2 separate regions of the Mus musculus genome follow, and region 1 is linked to region 2. A link is a loop called in an ENCODE intact Hi-C map of the cell type or tissue named here. Cell type or tissue: heart. All regions are shown on one strand.

Evidence for each region. A loop is a pair of places that touch in the nucleus more often than their neighbours do. Peaks named below come from ENCODE experiments on the same cell type or tissue, not always from the same donor. Only the 100,000 strongest peaks of a DNase experiment are listed, where the experiment ranks them.
Region 1: it touches region 2 in a loop (2.5-fold over the local background); 1 of 42 quality-filtered maps calls a loop at or near these places.

What each region holds. Positions count from the first base shown.
Region 1 is chr13:116,942,981-116,946,980 of GRCm38, forward strand. The region is part of intron 3 of Parp8 (poly (ADP-ribose) polymerase family, member 8); the gene reads right to left. Among named protein-coding and RNA genes, the nearest start is that of Parp8, 81 kb to the right of the region's middle. In heart, no CTCF peak of the experiment used is centred here; no DNase peak of the experiment used is centred here.
Region 2 is chr13:117,288,295-117,292,294 of GRCm38, forward strand. No RefSeq gene overlaps it. Among named protein-coding and RNA genes, the nearest start is that of Emb, 70 kb to the left of the region's middle. In heart, a CTCF peak has its summit at 1,536 (motif pointing left); no DNase peak of the experiment used is centred here; H3K4me3 peaks cover 748 bases; H3K27ac peaks cover 726 bases.

The sequences.
Region 1 (4,000 bases), 350 kb before region 2:
TTTGCTCACCTGGACATGAGACGCTGAAAACACCAGCAGAAGCCACCTCGCTGCTGCCATGCAGCATGGGGCTTCTGCCTCCATGGTGCTGCCGAGGGAAATGGACCTATCCTTGGATCCCACCCCAGGCTCACCCCAAGTGCTTTAGGGACTATTCGGAGCACGGTTTGCTTGTTTGATCCCGTTCAAGACCGACAACATTCACCGTTTCGCTCATTATCATGTTTCATTTCCCAAGGAAGCATTTGCCAATGACAACAGGCCAGTGTTCTCCTATTCTTCCCCAGTCACTAGCTGTGATCGCTGTGTAACACCACAATTAGGAGATTCTAGTGCACTTTCCTACTTCATCAGTACTCTTACATCACCCCCGTCAATACGATATCACAACTGTGTTAAGCTACATAGAGACCCAAGGCCTCGTTCACCTCACCCTCCTCTTCAGACCCTAGATCTGGACCTGAGGGTAGAACTGCATCTCCTGTACAAAGTCAAACCTTCCTGTTCTACTCTTCAGCTCTGACTCCTCCAAACTTTAGAAAACGTTTTCACCCCTTTGGTTTTCCCTGGGCTGCCTCCAGGGTTCAGTCCACCCTCTGCCTGGCTCTAGATAACTGCTCATTACAGCACCCTCAGCTCTTTCGCTGTGAAGTTCCAACCTTGCCTCAAAAGCTCCAAATGGTAGATTGAGTTGTGCTTGGCAGTGTCCCCTAGACGCCTGACAGCTGTCACAGGGACAGTGACACTAAGGTTTGTGAGCACACATAGACACACAAGGCCCTCAACATCAGTTAGTAAAGGCTTGACCCAGTGAACCTTAGACCTTACATCTCACACATGCCTATAGTTTACTCTTTTCATTTATAAATCCTGACAAATTTCTAAAACCTCATCATTTGCCCTCTAGCTGTCAAATCATTTTATTTCATATTAATGTAAAGGGGGCTGCCATTTGGCTGCTCCCTTAGGCGTTTAAACTATTTCTCCCGCTAAAGACTGACATACAGACTTACAGTACCTGCACCCACACAGAAAGAGACGAACATCTCTCATTTCCATCAAGCCTAACCTACCAATATGCTACAAAGATCCCATAAACCCACAGTCCACTTGAGATTTTTTGTTTTATTAGTCTCACAATTCTATAATTTATAATATCAATGTTTTTATAGAAGTGGGGAAAAAAATCTAACTACACAGATATTAAGAAAAAAAACCTACTTAGAATAAACAAATGAGGGATGACGAGAGAGATAACTAAGCAGGTAAAGGCACAGGCCACCAGACAATACAAGCTTGACAAACTGAGTTTGATCCCCAGAACCAACATGGATGAGGGAGGAGAGAAGCTGTCATGAGAGCGAATTCCATACTCACACTGTGGTACACATACTTACATGTACACTAATGATGCAATTCTAAAGAGCCAACTCTCCCAAGTATTGTATTGTGCATGCATGATTTTGACCTTAGGCCAACTTAAAAGGCAGTAGGATAGAAGGCTTTGTTTTCAAGGCAAGGTCTTACATAGCCCAGGCCTTGAACTCCATGTATACCTAAGGATAGCCTTGAACTTGTGATCTTACTTCCAACTCTGTGTGCTGAGATGGCATACATGTGCCCACATTCAGTTTTATGTGGTGCCAAAGACTGGACTCAGGCTTGGGACATGCCATGCCAGGCAAGCATTCTGCCAGCTGAATTACATCCTTACCCTAAGAATATTTTCAAATCTGGAATCCCAGTACGTGGGAGGTAGAGGCAAGACCTGTGGTTCAAAGCATCCTCAGCAAGAGGAGAAAGTAGACGTTTGTAAAACAAGAAGTTATTTTCCGATGCTGTAAAAGAAACACGTTTGGTACCATGAGGCGTGTTTCCATAATAAATATATATGTACTACAGATATACACCTACAGAGATACTGCTTGAGAAGAACGGCTCCCCTCCCTTCTCTCCGGGGGACTCTGAATGAAAGAGCCTTCCCGCACATCTGAATTACTTCCGTCAGTACAACTACAGCATGTAGTGAGACAAGGCGCTAGGGCTGTTCCCACACTTCATTTACACTACAGACATGCTGGTGACAGGTATTGCTCCACGGCCGTGGTGGCTGCAGGGACATCACTGACTCCTCTTCTCCCCCCAGAAAAAGCAGGATCCTTGACTTCATCATAGGCAGTCTACATAGTAGATATTAATTGTGCTGGAAGTCTCCACACTCAGCTGGGGAGAGGCTTTAATCAGGATCCTAAATGAAGGGCTTTCCCCCTCCCATGTCCTGGTAATTTTCCTCTTTTCTAGTCTGCCTCACAGATTAACGTTTCAATTTGTATCATAACTGAGATATCTCTGTCTGTCTCTCCCTCCCCCCTCTCCCTGCCTGCGCACGCGCACACACGCACGTGCACACGGACACACCAGATTGTATAGATCTGAATCCTGAATTGACATTCTGCCACAGTGAGCTGTGCTGTGTGATCACCAGTAAGTAGTCTTCCACTTCAACTGTTATGAGAACGTATGAGACAATGCAATGTTTTAAAAGGAGACACACAGGACACACAGATTACACAGGAAGGATTATTGCTACTCTCACAAAGCAGTATTTGCCTAATGTATTTCTCACTCCTCATGCTCCTTTACGACTCAATCCCAGGCCAAGTTCCTCACAAACTTCCCTGACCACCAAGACAAAAGAGTAGATTCCTTCCTTTGGGTAACACTTCTTGACCTCGACACTGAATCTCCTCCAGACCTCAGGGGAAGAACAACTCTATTGATTCTCAAATACTCAGGGCCAAGACATGATGGCATACCACCCAACATGTAATTTTGAAGATGGAAGGATGCACAGATCATAGTTCTCAAAATTCCTGAATGTAATACCATAGCAATTCCCTACCTAAGGGAGTGTTTAAACTTTTATGAAAACGTTGCCTGCCACCGCACGTGGCACATACTCAAAATCACCACAAACACAGTGAGTGTGAGACTTCTCCATCAGTGCCTTCCTGAGCCTCTTGTGATGTGAAGAAGTAGACTGGGCTTTGGATGTCACCATCACGCAATCTCTGAGACTCACATTTTCAAGTCTACAAAATGATGGTAGCAGGCGCCTTGCAGCTCTCCCTAGGGTGTGAGCCAAAACCCAGTGGAACACTAGACAGGAGGACTTAATAAATAAATAAGTTTAAAAAAATGGAAGCACTAGTTATTTTCTGTAGTTTCTATAGCAATTCAACATTAATTAGCAAGTTATGTGTCAGGGGTGTACTACACATTAAAGCTTTTATGTAAACTGCTACCATTTTTAAAACGTAGTAAAAGGAGTATCATTTCTCCTAAACAGAAGCAGGCTGGTGGAAAACCGCCAGTGTCAGATGGAAAAAGGTTTGACTGGGAATTGTTTAAATATCACATATTCCATGCTAGGACTAAGTACGATAAGTTAAACCCACTAGTGACACTGCAGAACAAATGGCTCCTTGTCTCCTGAGCAAATGCATGCACAGACTTTCCTAAGCATCGAAATTATTGAAGAGACATTTTCAACTTAAGAAACACAACCTTGAGCTAATTAGATAAATGATCAGCCCCTGAAAAAGACTGGAGATGCTGACCAAACATTAAGGTAGCCAAGCATAGATGTGCCAGTTTTCAGAACATTTTGATAATCTTTAAACCTATTATACTTTGAAGAGATGCAGTAACGGGACCAACATAATAAAGAAATGCTTTTCCTGGTTGTGTTTAACGTGAGAGCCCAGTTGGCAGCTTCTATTCCTCACTTCTGGACCACAGGTCAACACTTAGGCTTTTAAGAGATCGTCCTCTGGGCGGGGCTGAATTTGAAAGCACCTAAGAGGGTGGATGCTACTATAATTAACCTCATTGCTTTGAGGAGTGGAGTCTCATTCTTTCCTTTATCACATCTGCAGTCACATACAAGAGTCAACAGAATATGTGAATGGAGATGAAAAAGAAGCAGATGCGAATTCAT
Region 2 (4,000 bases):
TGCACATAGATAAACGGGGATAGATTAGAGGGACCTCCCCCTGTCCCCCAAGCACTGGGCAGGAGTTAAGCATTGTTAAACACTGCTAAGGAACGGGTAATGGTGTCTTTCTGACAAACCCATTTTTAATGTGTACAATTCTTTTAAACCAGCTAAGGTGTTGGCGACTGGGTGATTTGGCTTCCTCAATAACTGCTATTAGGCCCTTCTTACATGTTGCAGTTTCCATGAGCAAGATTAGGAGTCAGGCAGCACCTCACATTTCCCTTATGCCCTCGGATGCTTTGCTCACTCTATGGATGCGTTGAGGAAGGCCTATCACAGCCACAGTTGTTTGTTGTTAAATCTTGCCCTAGATGGGATTACCTTGGCCACAGCTGCTCTAAATAGCTTATTCCAGACTTTTGCCTTACCAGTTCTAACGAACACCCGAACAATGCTGCTGCCATTTTTTTTTGTGAGGCTAGAAATGCAACCTTTCTTTTGTTATTCCGGTGGAAGGCTTGCCAGGGAAGCAAACACCATGTTCCTTTTCATAGGGGATTGTGTCATGACTGGTGCAAACTTACTTCTTCATTTGCATGTCTCTTTGGTCCAAACATTCTCGCTATAACCATTTCCCCCCTATAAATGGCTGTTTAGCTTCCTTTGCAATTCAGCTGGACGACATGCTCCTGTCAGAAGCATAAACTGTACCCCCCCCCCCCCACGTTGCCTTTTCTTGCTGACTTTTGATCTTGACAGTAATAAACTGAGTACACTCAGGTGGGGTGACTTTGTGACGGGAAGCAGGATGGTGGACGCTGCCTTGGTGGTGTTGGGCACTGACAGTAATGAGGGGTGAGAGGGGAAGGGCGGAAAGGATGGAGCAAGACGCTAGAGACAGTAGGGAACCGTGACAGTTAAGAGAAGGCAAAAGAGATAAAAGCCAAAAATGAATAAAGACAGAAGGTGGTGAAGAACCAGGGGAGAGAAACTGCAGGCCCCACTCTCTGGAAGCATTGCAGAGAGTTGCCAAGATCTCAGACACACGCATTGAGGTCCGAGAGCAGTCACTGGCTGTTCAAGAGCGGTGACGTTTAATGATGGTGGCGCGAAGGTTTCAGAACCTGAGCCTATTTCTATTAAGAGTCGCCACCCTTTGCTGCCTCCTGCTACCCAGTGTCTGCTGTTGCCATTCGCTGCAAAGAGTTACAGTAGCTGGCAAGCACTGGGACCCTTAGCGATTAAGACTCAGAGCAATGCATTGGCAAACTGAGAGCCTCTAGGTCTGGAGCAAGCGGGCCTCTAGCTTCAGGGGTTGGAGCTGAAAGCCAGTGCAGCCTCAGCCTCAAGGCCGTGGTTGCTCGAAGGGAACCCGAGACTGTCAGCACTTGAAGAGCGTCTCATCTACTCCTGGTAAAGGCACCCAACCCACCCAGAATATTAATAACACGACCCTCATTGATCAGTCTGACCAACGAGGTTCTTTCCAGCTGCCCTAAGCGTATTTTCTTCGTCTTCTTTTCATGGAGTCAGTGATCTCTTGCGCCCTCTGGTGTTTGAGGATGTCAGTTCCTTTAGCAGGATCCTAAAGGGAGAGTGGACATTGGAGACACGTGGTACTCTTTCTCTTTCATTGGGGTGAGGGGAGAGCCTCAGTTCCCTACATTTTTCCCAACCTCAAAGGTTGGTGCTAGCGATATAGTGATCCCCGCTTCCTGTTCTTGGCTGCTTGCTGCTCTAGGCACCTGCATAATCACAGTTCCTTTCGGACCTGGTCAGAGGTGCCTCTGAACCTAGCTACTGAAGGACAAACTGACAAGCTGAGAGCCTAGTCACAGATTCACTCTCTGCCCCTAGGAGAAGTCAGTGACCAAGAAGCCTCTCTGGGACCTAAGCTATGCCGGTTTTAGGAAAAGGTAAGATAAAGTGTAGTTTCTCTTGGTAACAATTTCATGTGGCTCTTCTTGCTTTTCTGGCTTAGGTAACGTGCCACATCTTACCTGTATTCACAAATGACTGCAGTGCATGTGCGTTCTCCTTGGTTTCTGTTTCTCAAGAGGAATGAGGATGCTGACTTCTTCTACCTTGCTAATATCACTGTCCCCAGTTTTTCAACTTTATGAAAGAGCACAAAGGTGTGGCAGAAACGATACAAATTTACTTAACGTCGGCAATGCTACAATTAAGAAAACCAATATCGTGAGGGACGGGGGCTGCACACACTTTTAATCCCAACACGAGGCAGGATGATCTTTGTTTGAGGTTAGGCTAGTTGACAGAGCAAGTTCCAGGACAGCCAGGGCTACACAGAGAAACCTTGTCTTGCCAAACCAAAAACCAATCAACCAAACTGATGCCGCTGCCTCCGGTGCAGTCGCCGCCACCGCCACCACCGCCACCAGCAGCAATGCCACCACCACCTCCACCAACACACACACACACACACACACACACACACACACACACTCACACCAAAATAAAACAAAACCACCACCAACAAAAAACAAACAAACAAACAAATCCTCAGTCCCAAAGCTTTAATTCCTATCTTGGCTTTGAGAAGGTAGCATATTGCTATCTATGCCCTATGACATCATTCTGACTTTAACGATTGAGTGAAAATACAGTTTGAATTCACAATCTCCAAACTTGTTCATTAAAATCAGTTGTAGGAAGAAAATGACGGAAGTTTCCTCGTGTAATAAGAATAAGAATTAGCTAATGTTTTTGCTCTTAATCTAAAGTACATGAAATTTATCTATCAATCTAACTTTTCTGCTTTAATTGTATCAACTTGCTCAAAGGTCTGATTCCTTTTGTATCTCTGTCTCTACAGTTGCACACACAGACTAAATGGGCTCAAATTAATGTAATAGTATGTTTCAGAAAGGCGACCACTATCTACAGGAGTGAACTTAGGCTGGATGCCTTTCAGTCCAAATGATAGTTATTAACAGCCAGGAGCTGAATGGCCTTCATTTCGGCTGATTTTATAAGTGTGATCCCAAAGAAACGAACTCAAACTATACAGTGAGTTTTGCAAAATCTGGGGATTTGTGGCAAAACGTTGAATGGAGATCTTAAATCAGAACTTATACATTCATTTTCTTTCCATTTTTCTTTATACTACAGTGGAGTGTGGCGGGGTTTGGTAAGTTACCTATGGCAAACACTGAGTGATATCTAATGAATGAGAGCACCAGGCATCGGCTAGTGTTTTTTCTTATCAAAGCAAAGCCTTAGGTATCCTGGGGACTTACATCTGGGCATGGCAGTTAAGAGATTTAGAGAGATCATGATTTGAAGCTACGGTGTTTTCTGGGAATTAGATAATAACCTAGTTGAGAGACAGCACTTTCTCCCTCTGTTTCTTCCCTAGACTCTACCTTCAGCCCATGTTTTATAGTTTGAAAGACAAAATAGCCATTGCAAAAACATGGGGAGGAGAACTGTGAATTAAACTAGAGTCTTCTTCCCACTTCTCCTTTGATCAACCACACCCAGCATCTTTACAATAAAGGCATGCTGAAGTATTGAGACTGTTGTTTCCGTAAGACCCTAAGCATCACTCAAGGTTCAATCAACATAACTAAGATATATTCTTGTTGTGGTAAGCCTCCAGCAAAAATATGCCCTGGCAATGAAAACAGGACTCAGTTAATGTGAATACATGCTGTGCGCCTAGATTGGGCAGATCTACCGCTACACCACCATCTTCTCCATCTATGAGACCCCTTAGAACTTGCGGTTTCTCCAGGCCATGTGTTTCTGCTCTGCTTTTCTTCTTCCTTCTCCTCTGCATCCTCCCCCTCTTCCATTTTCTCCTTCTTCTCTCTCTCACCTTCTGCTCCACCGTATCTGCTTAATCATCAGCTCTCCTTATTTTATAAATTAAGGTGGGAAGCAGGTTTACAGGAAATCACCTGAGTGCTGACTAATTCCTTGTTTGCAGCCACTCACAGGAGAACGGAATTAACATCAAATATAATAATTAGCCCCAGGGCTATCCACAACA